Linked DNA regions of Homo sapiens: region 1 is linked to region 2. Evidence: chromatin loops called from intact Hi-C (ENCODE). Cell type or tissue: CD4-positive, alpha-beta T cell. All regions are shown on one strand. Links, peaks and the distances in the headings refer to the core of each region. The heading gives the core; the rest is flanking DNA.

Region 1 (10,629 bases), core at 1,056-9,055, 63 kb after region 2:
AGTCCAGCGAGGCAGACCACACTCACATGCAACAAGTTACAGGAAAAATATTTATTGCTTCCAGACAGCAAAGAACAACAGAAGCCCAGGATTCATGTTGAGTGGGTCCCCAAAGCCTAGAAAAGCTGCCCAGAGTGGATGGAGTCATGTATCCCACTTACACTACAGCTAAGGAACCCTGAAAAGCAGCCTGCCCAGAGTCTTATACCCCAAGGGAATGTGATGTGCTGGGCTAAAGCATTGAAGGACACTGTGTTTCTAGGGGAAACCAGAACAGCACCCCAGCTGCTCTGACCCCTTTATCTCAGCATGCTGCATTCCCAGAACATCCTGCAGTTATTCTTGAGAACTACAAGTGAGAGAGCAGGGAGGACTGGGTCGGTCCAAGGTCACCCAGAGAAGTATCCTGCATGCAGGGTTGACCTGCTCCATTCGCCCTGTGGCTGGAAGGGTTGCCTAACCTCATACATCTGGTGAAAGGCTTCGGCTAGGCCACTGGAAGTTACTGGGGCTCTGGCTTCCTGGGGTCTTGCTGGTCCTGGGTCAGGGGAGCCGTCTCAACTCTGCAGACTCAGGTGCATTGAGAAACACCAAGCAGCCTTCACACCAGTGCAGTCAGCTCCTCATTCCACACATTGTGCTGGCCAATATTTCAACTCAGGCTGGCTTCCTTCTGCCTCCACTGGCTCCCCAATGCCTTCCCACCTCCACAGTGCATGGAAGCCCATCTCTGGGAAGCCTGACGTTCCTAATACTCATCTGGGTGGAAAATGATTTAAGGTGGTTCTTTGGTAGAAATAACGCTTCTAGGTCCACACATAAAATAGTGGATATCTTCCTCCCACTATGGATTGTCTATGTTACTATCTCTTTCATCAAGATCTGACTGGGACAGAGCATTCCATATTATTGTCTAGGAACTGGCTAGGTGATCTTTGATAGTTACGTAAGTATGTTACATAGGACTGTTTTGTTTTCTCAGCTGGACTATACATTCCTAGCAGACAGGAATATGTCTCCTCTGTGTGTTGGTTTTGGCCACAGTGACCAGCCTGGCCAGGACATAAAAGTCTTGGTTGACCGAGGCTTAGAGATCTGGGGTTAGGAGCCCTGCTTTCACTCTCTCTGTGCTATCTTTTCACTCTTGCCTTCCCCCACTTCCTGTACCAGAAGCTCCAGGTCACTGACAGGAGGAAGGGTGAGGACCTCAAAGCCATTTAGATGGAGGTCGATGAGCTGAACTGAGCCACCCAGAGACTTCAGGCAGAAATCACCAACCTCAGGAAACAGATGGGACCCCAACTCAGCAGTGGTAGCCTTTGGAGGGGGGAGAGTGGGGTTAAGATAGATTTTTTTTCCAATTTTTCTATATTCTCACATTTCCCACAATAAGGGTGGGAAAGAGGGTGGAGAAGAGACAAGCATAGGTGGGTGCAGGAAGGTACCTGGTCTCTCGTGATCCACTCACTGCCTACTGTTGGCCCTCGGCACAGTGCTGCCCTGCAAGACACCATCCTGGAGGCAGAGCAGAAGGGCAAGGTAGCCATCGGAGATGCCCAGGACAAGCTGGCTGAGGTGGAGGCTGGACCAGCTGCTCTGTGAGTACCAGGAGCTGATGAGCATCAAGGTGGCCCTGGAGGGCCAGGCGTGCAGGTGGGTGACCCAGAGGAGACAGGATAGGCAAGGGTCCTCACTGCACTCCGTCGTGGCAGGCACTCTGTCAACCTTCCCATCTGTATGATAGGCAATTGATTAACTCATTCATTCCTGAAATGTGCCTCAGGCTTCGTTCAGCAGTGCTGTCCAGTCAGGGCCTTTGACCAGGGTGCACGTGATGAGCACTGATCCTGGCCCTGTATGCTGCACTGCTTTACCCTCTAGACTTTCCCTCACTTGAACAAGAGGGAAAAGGGTGGGGATTTCCCTGCTGTTGAGAAAGGCTGGGAGACAAGTTATAGTTTTCCTTGGTTTCACCTGGTCCAGGCACGGCTGTATTGATCCCGGGCTTGGAAAGGGTGGAAGGCATACAGGTTGAGGGGCCTGGGAGAGTGTGAGTGTTTGTGCAAGTCTAGGAACAGTGGCCATGAGGCGACTGTGGGTTGGGAGGGTGAGCAAGGGGAACAGATTGAGAAGGGCTGCTCTTGTTACTCTATACAGGAGTTGATGCGATTCCCAGCTGAGATTGAATTATGAATTATGAAGCAGACTTGAGGTATCCTTTCCTCTGACGTTGTTCTCCTCTGAGCCCCGTGAGAGGATCTACTGATTATTCTGTTTTCATGCGAACAGGCAATCTAGAGAAGTCACCAACAACATGAACTGCTCTACATAGGTGGGGGTGGATTTGCTGTGCGGTCAGGATCCAACCTTCCCTTTTCCTGAGAGTAAAAGGAAGGAGCCTTTGGCCAGGCAGCTGGGGCCCTGGGGCCCTGAACTTGCTCTGTAGGCATTGGCTGTGTGGCCTTGGGCAGGTCACTATTTGTCCGTGGCCCTGTGGAGGTTCCTCCTCCACAGTATAGGAGCTGCAGGGTTCCTCTTCCGTGTAGAAACTCACGCTGCATCCACGTGGGGGAAGGGGAGACCCTGCCTTCAGGGCCCTTGCTGCCTGTGGTGGACACATGGCCCAGACAGTGGGTGGTGTGGGAGCCCTGGCCACTGTTCCTTCATGGGACACTTCAAGAAGGTGCCCCTCAATGCTGTGTGAGATGGATATTCAGGGATGTAGAAGGGGTGTGGGGGTGCACAGAGCTGTCTCCCCACAGCTGTGGTGTCAAGCACTGTTTCAGCTCTCAGGCCACTGTGTCTGGCTTTTGCTCAGGGAACAGAGACTTCCTGAGAGGGGGCACCATCCCCTGAGGATCTGGTGCAGCATCCAGGTTCGTGTCCAGGGCTGCCAGGTCCTTGGGGGCCAGCTGGAGGGTCCAGACCTCAAGCTAGGAATCCTGCACATGCTGGTCCTGACTTGGGAGATGAGGAGTCAAGTTTAATGAGAGTCCAGGTCTCCAACTCAGGGCACAGAAACCTGTGGGTCTCCCTCCCAGAGGCAAAGGCCAATCTTCTGGCCCTGCTCTCTCCTGGTATCTGTCTGCCTGAGCACGCATACCTGCTCTGGCTCTACCCCCACCTTTTTGTCTTCTATGGCAATGTGGAGATGGGCTTTTGGGTCAAAACAAATTCTTTTTCTTTTCTCCCTCATGCATCCAAATGCCAGGCCCCAGAAGAAAGCCCCTCTCAGTGGGCCTTTGGTGTCAGTCACCTTCTCCCTTGTCTCTCCCTGCAGGCTCGTAGTGCTCTTAGCCCACACTGTCTCCTTCTGTGATGCAGAAGCAAGAGCTCTTCTCCTATCTCTGGTACTGAAGTAAGGGCATGCATAAACACCTTTTGAAACATGATTACTATCAATTCTCAGTTATCCACCTTAGTGGATGTCAGCCATGGTACTGATTATCTGCAACCATGTTTAGCAAGAAGTTGTTTTTGTTTCATTTTACAAGGCCTCCTATGACCTATTCTAAGGCAGAGGGACTCTCTGCCTTCCACGGATTCGTAGACCCTGGGTGGCCACAAAAGGGAGGAGGAGAGAGGAAGATCTATGGGGACTGGGAGGGTGAAAGTGTGCCAGCCCGGCCCCACCCCATTCCCTGAGAAAGCCAGGTGGATTATCCACCTGGAGAGCAACCTGAGGGTGGGCTGGGTTCAGGTGTCTCCCCTTCTGCCGGAATGAGTATAAAAACATAGCAGAAGCAAATCCATCATAAGGGCCATACTTCAGGCAGAGTCTAGTTTGAAATGATGTCCAGTGTGACCTGCTGGGCTATGAGGGGTGTGACTAGAGCCCTGGAGCCCTCCAGTTTATGAAGGAGATCTTGCATCCTGTGTTTTGTTTAAAGGGTTGCCCACTCCCACCTTACCCTCTCTCCCACACCTCTCCAATAAACTTCATGGGGAATTTATTCTGTTTGGAAACTTTAAAAATATTCACTAATAAGATCTTCCCTGAGTATTGTTCACTACCCCCAGATTGCCATCCTGCAAGGCACACATGTGCACATGTGCACACACACACACACACATGTTCATTCTGTTCTATCCTTGCTTGGCTGTCTGTGCTGACAGGAGGGAACACTGGAAGGGGTGCTATTCCTGTTTGGCTTTGGAAGGTTGGCACAAAGGACCCTTGTTTCCTCTCTCTATTAGGAAAACTCAGCTTCCGTTTTTACAGCAATAACTTCAGGCCTTGAGCCTTGTTTGGTGGCCAAGCTGGTGTTATTATTGGCTAATTGCAGGGTAATAGTGTTGCTATCATTATTGCTAGGAGGACTATTATCAGGTAACTAAATGGCCAGAGGGTGTGGAGTGGGAAAAGCAGCCTGGGGGCTTGGGTCACAAGGGCAACTCTCCTGTTTCGTCTCCTGCTTTGCTCAGAAGGCAGTTTCCAGTCCAGCACTGCACTTGGAGTCCAGAGGTGTTGTATTGGAAGGCAGGTCTTGTCAAAAGTTCCCTGCTGTGAGCTCTGTTTTGAGCAGCAAGGGGAGGAAGATAGCCAGGGATAATGGTGCACAGGTCCTGCCTTTGAGCCACTCCTACACTTCTGAAGAGGCAGCATGCATTCATTCAACAACCATTTATGTGCCAGATTGTTCTCAACACTAATACAAAAGGGTGATCAAGACTTCTGGCTACTGGGAAGCAGGTAAGTGAAGGTGCACAGTATAGTGAGACAGATGCTATCTTGGGAAGAGCATCTCAGGAACAAGAGACCCAGATTAGGAGGATAAGGGAGACTTCCTTGATGAAGATTTCTCAAAGCTGAAACCTGAAACCTGAAAGATGAAGAGTTAGCCAAGGGGAAGGGAGTGTTTAAGTAGAGGTGCTGTATCTACTGTGAACAGAGCAGTGCTGGGCACATAAGTAGGTGCACCATAAATGGTTGAAATGGTCAAATGAAAGAAAAGGAGATTGACAAGAGCATAAGAAACTGCAGTCTGGTGGAGCTTGCAGAGAGATGTGGCAGGACAGGTGGGTGGGGCAAGATCAGGACAAGAGAGCCCTTCCGGGTAGAGTGGCCACCTTGTTCCTGTTTGCCTGGAACTTTCCTAGTTTTAAAACTGAAAGTCCTACATCCTGAGAACCCAATAAGCCCAGGCAAATGGAAAATGTTGGTCATCCTATGGCTGCGTTGCCTTCCCAGATTTGGACTCCATGCTGCAGCTTTGAGCAGTGGACTATTAGACACAATGGCAAGAATGCTTGCTTACCTAGCAGGCAGAGCATAGCTGAGCCTGCTGGGTGCCTCCCCACCCCGCCCCTTATCCTTTCTCCTTTCACAGAAGTAGAAATTTAGATGAGCACATGGCCAGCCACCCAAAGATGACATTTCCCAGCCTCCCTTGAAAATAACTATGGCCATGAAACTAAGCTCTGGTCAGAGGGATACGAGTTGTGGTATCTTGCTCCTGATTGTGCTGTTAAAAGGCACAACTCCTGAGAGTGGGTTCAGGCTCTGATGAAAACAATATGAGGAAGTTTAAGAAACTCTCCAAGCTCAAGACCTGACCCAGACCTTTTCAATAAGAATCTCAGGGTCAGGGAAAGTAGGGATTTTAGAAAGATCTCAGGCAGTAGTGGTTAAAAGGATGGACTCTGCAGTGGGCTGCCTGGCTTCCAGTCCTGGTTCTAGCTATGTGACCTTGTGCAAGTAACTTAACCTTCTGTGCTTCAGTTTTCTTATCCATAAACTGTGTGTTAACTGAACCTTCTTGATGGGGTTATTTTGAAGATTAGTGTGCTCAGAACAGTACCTGTCATATACATGCTTAATTTATTAATGTGCTCAGTAAACATTGCAAGATGTACTATCGCATATCACAACCAGGATATTGACATTTATACAATTAAGATACAGAACTTTACCATCATCACAAATTTCCCTCATGTTGTCCTCATTTGGACACACCCACTTCTCTCCTGTGACACTGTTTAACCCCCAAGCAATTACTAATCTGTTCCCCATTTCTGTATTTCAAGAATGTTATATAAATGGAATCTTTTTGAGAGTATTACATAAATGGAATCATACAATATACAAATCATACAATCCCTGAGGATTTTTTTTTTTACTCAGTATAATTCTTTAGAGATTCACATGGGTCATTGCATGTAGTGATAGTTTATTTCTTTTCATTGCTGAGTAGTACTCTATGACATGAATGTACCACGGTTTGCCACCCATTGAAGGGCACCTGGATTGTTTGCATTTTTTGGCTATTACAAATAAAGCTGCTATAAATGTTTGCATACAGGTTTTTGTGTGAACATAGATTTCATTTCTCTGGGATAAATGATCAGGTTTGTAATTGCTGGGATGTATGAGAGTTGCTTGTTTGGTTCTTTAAAAACTGCTAAACTGTTTTCCAGAGTGGCTGTGCCATTTTACATTCTCATTAGCAATATATGAGTGCTCTAGTTTCTCTGGGTCCTTGCCAGCATGTAGTGTTGCCACTAAGTCTTATTTAAGCCATTCTGATAGGTGTTGAGTAATATCTCATTGTGGCTTAAATTTGTATTTCTCTAATGTTGAATTTCATTTTGTGTGCTTATTTGCCATCGGTATGAACTATTCAGTGAAAGTCTTGTGATGTTTTTGCCCATTTTCTAATGCAATTGCTTGTTCTTTTGTTGTTGAGTTCTGAGAGTTCATTATGTATTCTAGATCCTAGTCCTATGCTGAATATGTGGTCTGCAAATAATTTTTCCTAGTCCATTGCTTGTCTTCTCATCCTCCTTAACAAGGTCTTTTGCAGTACAAAGTTTTTAATTTTGATGAAGTCCAGTAGATTTTTCCTTATATGGATTATGCTTTTGATGTCAAATCTAACACCTCTTTACCTACCCTTTATCTTGAGGATTTCCCCTATTGTTTTTCTAAAAGTTCTATAGTTTTACATTTTATAGTCAATTAAGTCTGTGATCTATTTTGAGTTAATTTTTGTGCAAAATATGAAACTTAAATCAAGATTTTTTGTTTTATTTTTGTTTTGCCTATTTGTATATAATTACTTCAGCATCATTTGTTGAAAAGGCTAACTTTCTTCCACTGAATTATTTTTGACTCTGTCAGAAACTAGTTGAGGTCCAATTTATCTATTTTTTTTTTTTGTTTTGTTGTCGCTTGTGCTTTTTGTTTCTGTTATGGGTTGAATTGCATTCTCCAAAAAAGATATGTTAAAGTCCTAACTCCCATTACCTCCAAATGTGAATGTATTTGCAAATAATGTGCTTTAAAAATTTTCTTTTGAGACTTCCTCTTCAACCCATGAGTTATTTAGATGTATATTGTTTAGTTAATAAGTGTTTGGATAGATCCTGTTATCTTTCCTTTGTTTACATTCAGTTTATTTATTTTGGCTAGAGAACATACTCTGTATGGTTTAAGTTATTTACAACTTGTTGAGGTTTATTTTATATCCCAGAGTATGGCCTATCTTGGTATATGTCCTGTGGGCACTTGAATAGAATATTTATTCTGCTTTTGTTAGGTAGAATGTTTATAAATATCAATTAGATCCTGTTGGTTGATGGTACTGTTAAGTTCTTTTATATCCTTGATAATATTCTTGCTAATTGTTCTATTGACTGTGAGAAAGGAATATTGGAGTCCTTAACTATAATTGTGGATTTGTCTATCTAATATTTTAGTTCCATCAGTCTTTCATTCACATATTTTGCAACTCTTTTGTTTGGTGTATAAACATTAGGAATGTCTTCTTACTAAATCACTATTTCTTCTTGGTGAATTGGTCTTTTTAAATTATACACTGTCTCTCTCTGTCTCATAATTTTTTTGCTTTGAAGTATACTTTATCTGATGTTAATCTAGACACTTATAGTTGAGATAAGTTTTTGGAGATAGCATATAGTTGGTTCATGTTTTAAAATATACTCCGCCAATCTCTGTCTTTTAATTGGTACATTTAGGCCATTTATATTTAACATAATTATTGATATATTAGGGCTTAAGCTGCCATTTAAATTTTTGTTTTCTAATTGTTCTCTTTTTTCTATTTATGTTTTTCTCCTACTGTCCTGTTGGTTACTTGAACATTTTTAAGAATCCATTTTGATTTATGTATTGTGTCTTTTAGTAAACGTTTTTGTATAGCATTTTTAGTGCTGCTGAGTATTTTATTATATATACATAACTTATCACAGTCTATTGCTATCATTATTTTATCAGTTGAAGAATCCTTACCTCTTTATATTCCTTTACCGTCTCTCATTTATAATATAATTTCTTAAATATTTCATCTAAATACATTTAGAATCACATCAGACAGTGTTAGAATTTTTGCCTCAACCATTGAACATAATTTATAGGAAATTCAAGAGAAGGAAAGTCTATTGTATTAACTTATTTTTTAAAAATTATCATGTTTTTTCCTCCTTCCTAATGTTTCAAGTTGTCTTCTTTTATCATTTTCTTTCTGTTTAGAGAACTTACTTTAGCCATTCTTTTAGGGTAGGCCTGCTGGAAACACATTCTTAGTTTTTCTTCATCTGAGAATGTTTTCATTTTGTCTTCATTCCTGAAGGATATTTTTACTGGGCACTGAATTCTGCATCAACAGTTCTTTGCTTTCAGCACTTGAAAACTATGCCACTCCCTGCTAGCCTCCATAGTTTATGATGAGAAATCTTCTGTCCTTCAAATTGTTTTTTCCCTAAAGGTAAAGCATTGTTTCTCTTTAGCTGCTTTCAGGTTTTTATTTGTAGTTTTCAGAATTCTGACTATAATATGTCTAGGTATGAATTTCTTTGGGTTTATTCTGTTTAGGGTTTGCTCAGCTTCCTGAATCTGTGGGTTTACGTCTTTTGCCAAATTTGGGGAATTTTTATTCCTTATTTCTTTGAGTTATTTTTCAGCAATACTTCTTTTCCTTTCCTTCTGAACCCCAGTGACTTGACTGTTAGATCTTTTGTTAGAGTCTCCCTGATCCTGAGACTTGGTTCATTTTATTCTTCTTCAGTCTGTTGTTCAGTTCTCTTTATTATTCAGATTGGGTAATTTTTATTGTCCTCTCTTCCAGTTCACTGATTCTTTCCTCTGGCCTTTTATTCTCCTGTTACGTGTATCCATTGAGTTTTTTATTTTGATTATTATATTTCTTAGTTCTAAAACTTCCATTTAAAGATCCAGAAGCTGATGGATGTGGGTCTGATCGCAATTCAGTGATGACTTGTTCATCCTCCACTTCCCTTCGCCCTCGTGTGGAAAGAGGAGCTGGGACTGTGGCAGGCAGCAAGGAGCGGAAGGGAGAGAAATGGGATAGAAGGCCTCATTTCTATATATTTATACACAACCCCAGGGAAGGCACAGAGACTTGTACTTGCACTGTTCATGCTGTCACTGCCTCTGGGCCCTCCCAGCACACGTGTGGTCTCTTCACCACTGCCCTCCAGTTCCGTGTCTCCTTCTTCTGCCCCCAGTTGCTGTCTCAGCTGCTCTCCCAGAGTTGGTTATTTTTAGTTTGGGGCAGTAGGCATATATGGGGAGGAGAGGGGGTTCTTCCCAGACTCACATCCCAGATGTTTATTCCATGTCCTCTTCTCCAATAAAACAAGCAAGTTGGGGATGTTTATAAAAAAATAAAAAATAAATAAAACTTTCATTTAGTTCTTCTGGTTTTTAAATTTCTTTGTTGAAACTGTCTAATTTGTCATCTATTTAGCATGTTCTTAGTTGTTCATTTAAGCATGTTTATTGTGGCTGCTTTGAAATCTTTGTCAGATAATTTTAACAACTTTGTCATCTAAGTATTGGCATCTATCAATCGTCTTTTTTTTTCATTCAATTTGAGGACTTCCTTGTTCTTGGCACAATGAGTGATTTTTTAAATAAACATTTGGACATTTTGGTACTATTATGAGATTCTGGATATTGTTTAAATCTTCTGTTTTGGCTGCCTTCTTCTGACATTGTCCTTGCAGGGGAAAGGGTGTGGATGCTACCTTGTTATTGCCAGGTGAGGGTGGAAGTCTGGGCTCCCCACATGGTCTCCACTGGTACCAAGTGGGTCAGGCACTTGTTACCTCCTGGTGGGGATGGAATCCCGGCTTCTTTCTTGGACTTCCCTGATTCCATCTAACTGCTGGGGGAGGGGGCAGTTGGGGCACCTCATTATAGCCTGGTGAGTGTGAAGGTCTAGGCCTCACACTCAGCTTTTGCTGATGTGGGTGTAGGTGAAACCATAGTATTTTCTGTGTGTTGAGATGGAATAGAGTGATTATTCTCTGTAAGTTTTCCATCTTGCTAGGCTGCCCCTTTCCTGATGATGTGGCTACAGAGATCAAGCTTTTGTTTAATCTTTAAAAATCTGAGCCTTTCCAGATTCCTGCCTTCTTCTGCCCCAAGTCTGGAATATAGGAGACAAATAGAAAACCTAGAGAAATAATCATCATGTCTTTCACTGGGTCCTGAGGTCCCTGTTGGTGTGCCTTCTTCTCTACGCTTCAGAGTCTTCTTATGTTTGTGAAGAAGGGAAAAGTATGTCTACTTCATCTTTCTAGTTGTGGAATATCCACATAGGGAATACTGATTTCACAATATTTATTTGATTGCCCCTGGGGGTG
Region 2 (10,629 bases), core at 1,003-9,002:
CCTGACCTTAGTGATGGGGGATCAAACACTCCACCACCCGGCCCTCTTTTGCCTGTGTCTAACTTGGGGGTACGTGCTCTGGGCCAGATGCTGTGTTAGAAGTTTATGTTATGGGTATCTCCATTCTACAGATGGGAAAACTGAGGCACTGAGGGGTTAAATTACTTGCTTCATTACCTAGCTAGTCAATGGTACAGCCAAGACTCAAAAGTGAGTCCAAGTGACTCCTTAACTAGAGTCCATTCTACTGCCTCGGAGTACTCATGTGGTTTCAAGGAAGAGGCATGCCTGCCAAGGAGCCCAGCTCACTATGGTGGCCAAGTCAGAGCAAGGCAGAGTGGCAGCTGCAGGAGAAGTGTGATGGGGAGATGGTATCTGAACGCTCCAGGTTTAGGCTCCTTCCTTCTCCCTGGAGGCAGTTAAGACTCTCCCTATTATCTCTCATTGCACACAACAATTCCAAGAGCTTTTCCCAAGACTACCTGGCCCAGGCTTCTGGCTTCCCCCGAGAGCCTTGAGGGAGCAGCAGAGGAAAACTGAGGCCCCCAGAGGAGAATGGAAGGAGTCAGCCTGTGCGCCATGCCTCGCAGGAGCTGTCTCAGGTGCAGACTCACATCAGCGACACCAACGTCATCCTGTCCATGGACAATAACCGTTCCCTGGACCTGGACAGCATCATCGATGCAGTGCGGACCCAGTATGAACTGATTGCACAGAGGAGCAAGGACGAGGCCGAAGCCCTGTACCAGACCAAGGTGGGCGTGGCCCCCAGATCTGGTGCCCAGAAAAACAGATTCTTCCCAGAATTGTCTTTCTCTTATTGCATTGTCTTTCTCTTATTTCTGAAGTAAAATGTGTTTGTTATACAAATTCTAGAAATTACATGTAAAGATTACCCATCTCTCACTACCGCTATTAATATGTTAATATCTCTTCTACCAGTTCTTTGTCGCTATTAGGCTAGTGGAAAAGTGATTGCGGTTCTCGCCATTAAAAGTAATGACGAGAACTGCAATTACTTTTGCAAAAACCCAATAATGTTTATTGAGAACTCATATGTGTTAGGCACTGCACAAAGTGCTTTACTTATTTATTATTATTTCATTCAGTCCTTACAACAACCAATGAGGTAAGAATTTCGTTATCACCATTTTATAATAGATAGTAGTGTGTGAGATTACTTAATTTCCCTAATGCCTTGTAGCTAGTAAATGGCAGAGCCAGAGCTTAATTAAAATTGGGTTTGTGTCTACAAACCCATTCCCCTCACCACTAGAATGATTTTTATTCTTTTTTCATAATGGTATCTATTAAAATATATTTTTTTTACTTTTTTTTTTTTTTGAGATGGAAACTCACTCTATCTCCCAGGCTGGAGTGCAGTGGCCTGATATCAGTTCACTACAAACTCCGCCTCCTGGGTCCAAGTGATTCTCCTGCCTCAGCCTCCTGAGTAGCTGGGATTACAGGCACGCGCCACTACACCAAGCTAATTTTTGTATTTTTAGTAGTGGCAGGGTTTTGCCATGTTGGCCAGGCTATACTTTCTCTTTTACTTAACACATATGGATACTTTTCTGTGACACTAAATAACCTGCCGCATTTTTAACAGCCTGGTATTATATTGTTAGACTACACCCTCCCTTATTAGATCAACTCCTTTGTGGCTAAGTTGTTGGGCACATCTTTGGTTACTTCTTTTCCATAAACTGACCTGGATCTTTTTGGATGGTGAAGCCTCTGGTTGAAAGGGCGTGGCTGACAGTCCAGTCACTAAATTCTGAACAACTAGCATTGATGACTGGCTTTGAGGATGATCTGTGGCCAACTCCAATCCTGGCTGACCTCTGTCCCACGGTCCTGCACAGTGTTCTGGGGTGGAATGGATTTCGACATTAGACTAGGAAGCAGATGGCCAACAGTGAAAAATAGCAGAGTGCAGATTCCCTTGAGTCGATGCTTCTCCTACCCACTTCAGAGCCCTGTCCTGGGGGTGGAGTTCTGACTAATGGGGCAATACAGAGACAGAAACAGAGATGGAGGGGAAATGAGACTGAACGTGGAGCCAATGGAGGGCCTCTGAGGACATGAGGTCCTGCTTGACTGCTAGGGAGATCATCCTGGAAAAGGGTGGGAAGCTATATGGTGGGTGGAAAGAGTGAGGGGGTCTCAGTGTGGGTAAGGACCAACGTGAAGGCTTAGATGTGTGAAAAGGTGGTAGAAAGGGCATCACAAAGCAGGTTTGTCTGGCTGGGATGAGAGTCTGCCCAGAGACTGGTGGGAATGCGGGAGGCTTGGGATAGTGTGAGTGTGTGCATGTATACATGTGTTTGCAGCCTGGGTGAGGGAGGTTTGGTATAGCTGTGAGTATGCATGTAGGGGTGACCACAGTGCAAGGTGGGTGGGAATCTCCCAGGGGAGAGCAGCCCAGACCTACTCCCTCCTGGAGGGGCTTGTGGTGGGCAGCACATGCTGACTATGATGCTGCCTTTGGCCCCAGTACCAGGAGCTCCAGATCACGGCAGGGAGACATGGAGACGACCTGAAGAACAGCAAGATGGAGATTGCAGAGCTCAACCGCACCGTCCAGAGGCTGCAGGCAGAGATCAGCAACGTGAAGAAGCAGGTGGGACGGGTGCTTAGGGAGGGCTGACCAAGCCCTGCACCTCCTACAATGCCCTGCCAGATCGAGCTCTGGAAACTTAACCATTAAATGGTCTCCAACTGTCTCTGGAGCAGATTGAACAGATGCAGTCACTCATTTCGGATGCTGAGGAGAGAGGCGAGCAGGCCCTCCAGGATGCGTGGCAGAAGCTGCAGGACCTGGAGGAGGCCCTGCAGCAGTCCAAGGAGGAGCTGGCCCGGCTGCTGCGTGACTACCAGGCCATGCTGGGGGTCAAGCTGTCCCTGGATGTGGAGATCGCCACCTACCGCCAGCTGCTGGAGGGCGAGGAGAGCAGGTGGGTCTGGCAGCTGTGTTTCTGGGGCTAAGGCTTGAGATGCACCCATGAAGCTGTGGGACTGGCTATTTGGAGAAAAGATAAGCCCCACCTTTTTGGGAAGATTGGTAGCCCAGGGTGAGCAGAAACATTCCAATTAGAGGCAGAGGCTGTGTGAATGGACAAGCCTCTTCACATAGGGAGAAGTCATTGTTATCATTCCTCCACCTCCAAGTAGAATGTCCTTATACCCCAATCCAAGCCTCTGCAGCTGGGTATTCACCCCCAATGCTAAAAGGCTTCATGAAAACCCTGAAATTTCTCTCTGCCCCACTGGCTTCCTGACCTCTGCTCATGCACACACATTTCCCTAAGGCTTGGGGACACCTCTGATCCAGATGTCTGTGGGCCACAGCCTTCTCTCCTCAGGCCCTGTGGGTCTGGCTGACCGTGTGCTTTGGTTTTACAGGATGTCAGGAGAGCTGCAGAGCCATGTGAGCATCTGTAAGTAGCAGAGCCCAGGGGCAGAGAGAGGCTGGTGGTGCTGGGTGGAGGGAGGGCCAGGAGGTGGCCAGCAGAGAACGGAAAGTCTGGCATTTTAGCTTCCAGTCCTGTGCAATAGACACCAAAGTAAGCAAGTGTAATGGCAAAGCCTGGAAGAATTCATTTGAAATAAATGGTTATGATTTCAGGTCTGCTTATCTTAATTGTTATGATGCCTTTTTATTAAATGATGCCTAGGAGGAATCAGCAGCGGCTAGAACTCTTTAGGGTACATATTCAATAAACAATGTAAGTGTGTTGCTGAGAGGAACCCTGGCATCCCTTTGTAGTATGAAGAATACTTTTCAAGTAGGAACACTTTCAATTTTCAATGTATGGGGTTTGCAAGTCGATGCCACGGGTGATCGAGGATGGAGGAGGCTGCAGGTGCAGGGGCGGGTGCAGGTGGGGGCCTTGCCCGGTCCCTCTGACCCCGTGTGCACTGTCCCCTACCCACAGCCGTGCAGAACAGCCAGGTGAGCGTCAACGGCGGCGCGGGAGGCGGCGGCAGCTACGGCTCAGGAGGCTACGGCGGCGGCAGCGGTGGGGGCTATGGCGGCGGAAGAAGCTACCGCGGAGGCGGGGCACGAGGCAGGAGTGGAGGCGGTTATGGCAGCGGCTGCGGCGGCGGTGGCGGGAGCTACGGAGGGAGCGGCAGAAGCGGCCGCGGATCCTCGCGCGTGCAGATCATCCAGACCTCCACCAACACCTCCCACAGGCGGATCTTGGAGTAGAGGCCTCGTTTCTGCCACACATCACGCCTGCCCCTCACCGCCCTCTCCTCAAACTCCTCCCCTCCACGCCCTTCCTGATCCCCTCTCATTCACTTTTCTTAATGGGTCTCAGCAATTTTGCCAATAAATTCGACTCTAATGGGGGAAGCAGGGTGGATAAGTCCAAACAGCAGATCTCTCTTTGGAGGGCACTGGCTTGCAGTCAGATTCACAGCTAGGCACATTCTCACTCAGACCCCGCTCTGCTGGCCCTGCTGCTGTTCCTGCTCCCACCTTTTTGGAAGATCGGTAGCCCAGGGTGAGCACAAACATTCCAGTTAGAGGCAGAGGCTGCGTGAGTTGGCAAGGTAGGGAGAAGTCATTGTTATCATTCCTCTGCCTCCAAGTAGAATGCCCTTATGCCCCAGTTCAAGCCACTGCAGCTAAGTATTAATCCCCAGTGCTAAAAGATACCAGGCATCTAGTTTAGCAATGGAGGGAAACAGAAACAGCCTGTAGAGAGCATCGACAAGGCGCATAATGGAGAGTTGGTATCTCAACCCCAAGCTCCCTTTGCTGTACCTGGGCTGCTCTGTGAACAAGAATCCACGCCCCCCTGCCCTGCTGGGGACCACATAATGATCCCTTTGGGGGAAGTTGCTGATTGCAGGGCAAGCTAGCTTGGTAAGGAAAACCTCTGCACCAGCGGCCTATTCCTGCCTCTTGGTCCATAGCCTCATACACTCATGTTGATGGATAGTATAGATTTGCTGCCCACACCAGATATCTGTAAGGCATCACTGTCCTGATTCTGAACCTCTGTTTCAGGAAGCATTCTCCCCTGTGTAAACAACTCAAGGTGGAAGTATTTCAGAGGGCATAGGGTCATGAATCCTTACCCAAAGGAAGCCTGTTTTAGCAGTGGATGCAGGAGTTGATGAACAGACAAGCAAGTTCTGCTTCTGTCCTGTTTCCTCCTGACAGCTCCATTCTTTTGAAGCCTGACCCTTCCTAAGCTCTGCATCATAACCACTCTGAGAATTGCCCCATTGGGTGGGCATGTGAAGCCCAGCTCTGTTCCATCCAGGTGCCTCGGGCCTGAGGAGTCTGAGGATCTGACTTGGGTCTTGGAAGGGTTCCAACCCCAAGTCAGTCAGGAAGCTGCCCATTTTTTTGCAAGGCATTTTAATGCCCTTTCCCAGACCTCTCTAGTCCCTCCTGCCTTCTGTTCTCTGTAGCTGTGAGCCCTTTGTGAGAATATGACTCTTAATTTTGAATCTTATGTAAGAGGCTTGAGATGTGCTGGAGAGGGCAGGAAGAGGAAAGTATCAGGCCTTGAGAGAGGGAATGTAGCTTTGCTTCTATGATCTGGAGTCACCTTCACTTGCTAGCTGAGTCCTAACACAACTTCCAAGTCCATGATTCTCTTGGGGCATTGGATGGGCTCAGTGTGGGTCTCTTAGGCTGTTCTTGTGACTTCATCATTTCCTGGTTCAAAGTTGTACTGTCAAGGGGCAGCATTTCTGGTATTTCTATAATAAATTTTTCTGTGATCTCAAATTGCTGTTTGGTCAGGAGATGCATTATTTCTTCTTCTTCTTCTCCTTCTTCTCCTTTGCCTTCCTCCTCTTCTCCCTCCTCTTCTTCTCCTTCCTCCTCTTCCTCCTCCTCCTCCCTCCTCCTCCCCCTACTCCCTCCTCCTCCTCCCTCCTCCTCCTCTTCTTCTTCTTCCCTCCTCCTCCTCTTCCTCCTCCTCCTCTCCTCCTCCTTCTTCTTCTTCTCCTTCTCCTTCTCATTCTTCCATCTTCATCTTCATCTTCTCCTCTTTTTCTTCTTTCTTCTAAATAAAGATGGGGTCTCACCATGTTTCCAAGGCTGGTCTTGAACTCCTGGGCTCAGGTGATCCTCCCACCTTGGCTTCCCACATTGCTGGGATTACAGGTGTGAGGCGTGGTACCTGGGCTATTTCTTTAAAAATTTCTGCAGACCTCTGAAATTATTTATATTTGGGAAGTTAAAATTTCTTCTTATTTTTTATTGTACAAGTAATACACAGTCTTGAAGAATCTTACAGACATAATCTTATTAATCCTTAAAGTGGCTGATCATCCAAAAGTCAATTATACATTTGTTCAATGAGCACTTATTAAGCTCCTACTGTGTGGCAGGCAGTGGCTTAGGCACTGGGAATGCAATGTTGAATGAACATGTTTCTGACTCTTAAGTTGCTCACAACTAAATGACATATTATGGGGGAGGGACGATTCAGAGAGAAGAGAAATCTGAGTGTGCTTCTAAGGACCTCCTAGCCTGAGAGTGGAAGCAAGGCCTATCCTGAGGACACAGGCAGACCCCCCAAAACAGGAACAGTGGGACTTACGACAGGTGCCAGTGCTGGGGAAGGGACGTTTGGTTCCAACAGACTCCTGGAGGACTGGGATATGGAACAGGGCCAAGGAAGAGAGGTGTGGGTGGGGAGATGAGGGAAGGGCCCTCCAAACAGGGGGATAGTCTGCTCAGAGACTCAAAATAAGAGAGAGTGTGGGGGTGAGAAGGAGCAGCTGGACAGGAGAAACTGAGCTAGGGAAGAAAGGGGCTGAGGCCCACAAACTGAGTGGGGTCATGGGCAGAGACATCTTCAATTGATGCCTTGAGGGAAGCAGAGATGCAGAAATTCCATAATGGAGCAAGTTAAGCCATCACCTCATCCTATGTGGTAGTTCTGAGTCCATGTAAAAGAATCACATAAAAGATGTGATCTACTTTCTAATTCCCTGGAGGGACTTTGATGAAATTTGGATATGGGATTCATTCGAATATGACAGGAACCCATATTGATAAGACACTGTGTTCCCAGGCACACCCCTCCATTCTGTCTGAGAAGTTTCTCCCCATCTCACCTGTCCTGGCAGCAGGCCTGTCAGGAGATGGGTAGGAAAGGGAGAAATGGGCAGAGAGGCTGTCTGAAGGGAAGCAGAGAGGGAGCAGACAGATGCAGTGCCCCACACTTGCAGCCAAGAGCCAAGAGCAGCCAAGAGCCAGGAGCACACGGACTAGGAAGGGAAGACATGGATGGAGAGCAGTGGGCGTAAACATGACTTTGAGTGTCCAGCTGGCAGGTGAGGAGACGTGAGTCAGAAGGTGTGGCAGCTGCTGGAGGCAGCCTTGGGAATCAGGAAGAGAGTCACGTCTAGAGCTTGTTTAGGCTCTTCTGGAGTCAGATCACTGTGGGGACTCTGAGCTCCAAGAACTGTAATAAATAGGAGCCTACTCAGAGGAAGGTGACCAGGACAGTGGTGGTGGGGAATCAGAAGCCCGATCACAGGAATGCCGGTGAAAGGCCAGGAGAGCAGTCTCTGGGGGAGATGTGGCAGCTAACTGCAAAGATTTGAAAGGCTTCCGTGGGACCACAGGAAGGGTGGCTGACTCAAGCTGATGACCCAGATAGGCAGTGTCTTTGCAGTTAGCTGTCACATGTCCCCTGAAAGGTGGGCTTCTCCTCCACATGTGGGCAGGCTCTCTGCCTGCCTTTCCCTTTTCTGCCTGTCCTCTGACAGGCTTGCTGCCAGGATAGATGAGATGGGGAGAAACTTCTCAGAGAGAATAGAGGGGTGTGCATGGAAACAGAGTGTCTTATCACTATGGGTTGATATGATGTTTGCAGTTAGCTGCCACATCCTCCCCAAAGACTTCTGGAGGGGCATGCCTGGGAACACAATGTTTTATTCATATGGGTTGCTGTCCTATTCCAATGAATCCCATATCCAAATTCCATCAATATCGCTTCAGGAAGCTACAACATATTCGGCTCAATATAAGAAGCACCTTTCTATGATCCTGACATGGGAGAGGCTACCTGGGGAGTGATCAAGTTTCAAGCAGAGATTGGCTAACCGTTTGGCAGGACGTTGAGGGCGGGAGTGGAGATGGGTGGGGATATGTGTATGGAGGCATCTCACATCTTTGCTGTACTAAGAGTTCACATGGCGAAACCTGAGAAAAAAAATTCTACTCTCTGTGTTATATGGGAAGAATAAGGTCAGGTGCCAGTGAAAGCTAAAGTCACAAAGAAGCCAAAGGCCCTAGCCAGAACTGTTAAATGAGGCTAAGTTTTCTGGCAGCACAGGGTCTATTACAGGGTGTGAGTTTGATTATCCCTGGGATCATGCATGTGTGATACTCTAATGGGATCCACGTTGGCTCTGAGAAAACACGCAAGGATAAGGCCAACCACAGCTCTCCTTTCCCTCCTCTCTTGGGAACAAGTTGAGATTGTCCCAGAAAATGTGGCCCTGACTTATCTCTTCCGAATTCTTGATTTTGTCCTGTCATGGAGGCCTGGGGGACAGATGGAGGGAATCATGTGCCTGAATCTGAAGAATATTGGAATAGAGATTCCACAAGGCAGGGGCAGGAGAAATAAAGGACAGAAAGGAGAGGAGTTGGTCAAAGAAGGCATCTCAACGTCTAAATGAGAAGTCTTAATTCGATGTTCAGGGAAAGAGAGAGTAACTTTAGGGACCTAAACAAGGAGGACTAGCACTAAGACACTGAAGAGATTTCCTGAAATAGACAATATTTCCATCAGAGACAATGAGAAATCCCATCAGGAGAAAATGTCTCTCACTTTCAGCTCACCCCAGTGAAAACAACAAGCAATTCTATAAACCATGTAGGAAATGCCCACACATGCATTATCTCACCTGAGTCCCACTCACCTGGGAGTGCGGAGACCAGGTGTGGGGGTCTGCAGTCCTTCTAGGGACCATGGAGTGCTCCATCCCTGCCCCTAATCAATGCTATTCCCACAAGGCAGATACTCAGAGGGAGAGCCAAGCAGGCTCATTCATCAATAAACCAAGAGGCTGGCAGGAGGGAGCAAACACCCGGGTTGGTGAGAGTCCCAGGGAAAGTCTGCCAGCTGCTCTTTGCTCTGAGAGGCAGGGTGGCAGGGTGGGGCACTCTGGAAATATAAATTTAGTTCCACCAGCTTCTCATCCACAGAGATTTTGATCTGAGGACATGGTTAACTGGAGGAGCAATCATTGACTCAGTAAAATTCTAACTGCATCTGACCTTAGACAAGGTGTGCGTTTCTGGGCTGGGAAAGTTCCTGGTCTGAGGAAGAGTCTCTTGAGAATGTCATCTCTTTTCAATTACCCAGCCTTTTGGCCCAGAATGCATCTTCAAATTAATGAGCCATTTGCTGGTTAATTTGGTCCCAGGGAAAAAAGTCCAGCAAATTACTGGGCATTACACTGAGCTTGAAGGTCCCTCTTCAAGGTTGCCCTGGTTTTATCAGCTTTCCGATCAGTCTGGGAAATGGGATGTCTTCAGGCTGATCAATGCTCTGTTGAAGGGCTGGCTGGGAATTTGGGGTATTGGGAGGTTTTCTAGCATGGAGGACGGGCTCCGAGTGGCCCAATCCCAAGCCTGGAAGGGCTTCCAGGGGGCTCTAAGTGTGCATTCTGACCTCCACACCTGCCCCTGTGTGCTCAGCCCTCAGTGTTTGTGCTCCCCCTGCAGAGCAGGCACTCTGCAGTGAGGGCAAAGGCTCCTCGCATCTGGCCCCAGCTCCCTCCAGCCTCAGGTGAGCCCGGTGATGCACCTGTGATCCCTTCTTCCATGTGATGCCCCCTAGCTTTCCCAGGGCAAGTCCGTGGACTTCTTAAGGCTTTCTCTCACAAGATGAGGAAATGGGCCCATGTCAAGGGCTTAAATGTCCTGTTCCAGCCTTTTCACTGTTTCCAGTAAATCAGGGGCTTGTTCTAAAGTTTGTTTTTTTTTTTCTGGTTATTATATCAGCTTCTGGGTTCTCTCAAATGCAAGAGTGAGGGAAAAATCTTTCCTTTTTTCCTTTTTTGAGATGGAGTCTCGCTCAGTAGCCCAGGCTGGAGTTCAGTGGCGAGATCTCGGCTCACTGCAAGCTCCGTCTCCTGGGTTCACGCCATTCTCCTGCCTCAGCCTCCCGAGTAGCTGGGACTACAGGCGCCTGCCACCACACTGGGCTAATTTTTTTTGTATTTTTAGTGGAGACGGGGTTTCACCTTGTTAGCCAGGATGGTCTCGATCTCCTGGTCTCGTGATCCGCCCACCTCTACCTCCCAAAGTGCTGGGATTACAGGCGTGAGCCGCCACGCCTGGCTCCTTTTTTCTTTATCTATACTCTACTATGCTTCAGTTTCCCTGGAAGGTACATAGAGCCTCCTTTTTACAGAGGAAGGAAACTTAGGCTCAGAGAGGGTCAGTGACCTGCCTAGAGCAGTGCAGAATCAGGAGCGGAGCCCAGGCCTGGCAGCCTCCATGGCACAGAGCAAGATGGGCCCCACCGCCTCTCTCCTCCATGTTCATCTTTGGTTTCCTCCTTCCTGGCCTCTGCTCTGCTCCAGCCTTGCTAGTGAGTGACTCCTGAGGACCTCCTTCTTTGCTGTCCA

The links. Hi-C counts contacts between places; a loop is a spot of excess contacts. Peaks named below come from ENCODE experiments on the same cell type or tissue, not always from the same donor. Only the 100,000 strongest peaks of a DNase experiment are listed, where the experiment ranks them.
Region 1: a loop joins it to region 2, with 2.1 times the contacts of the local background. A loop is called at or near these places in 4 of 110 quality-filtered maps.

What each region holds. Positions count from the first base shown.
Region 1 is chr12:52,621,348-52,631,976 of GRCh38, reverse strand. It overlaps a transcript of KRT73 not described here. Among named protein-coding and RNA genes, the nearest start is that of KRT73, 8.1 kb to the right of the region's middle. In CD4-positive, alpha-beta T cell, for the core only: no CTCF peak of the experiment used is centred there; no DNase peak of the experiment used is centred there; H3K4me3 peaks cover 2,420 bases.
Region 2 is chr12:52,684,752-52,695,380 of GRCh38, reverse strand. KRT77 (keratin 77) reads left to right here. Exons shown (of 9, transcript NM_175078.3): 5 at 591-755; 6 at 2,501-2,626; 7 at 2,740-2,960; 8 at 3,409-3,443; 9 at 3,942-5,755. The coding sequence ends at 4,216. Among named protein-coding and RNA genes, the nearest start is that of KRT1, 9.7 kb to the right of the region's middle. In CD4-positive, alpha-beta T cell, for the core only: no CTCF peak of the experiment used is centred there; a DNase peak (open chromatin) is centred at 4,050; H3K4me3 peaks cover 1,004 bases.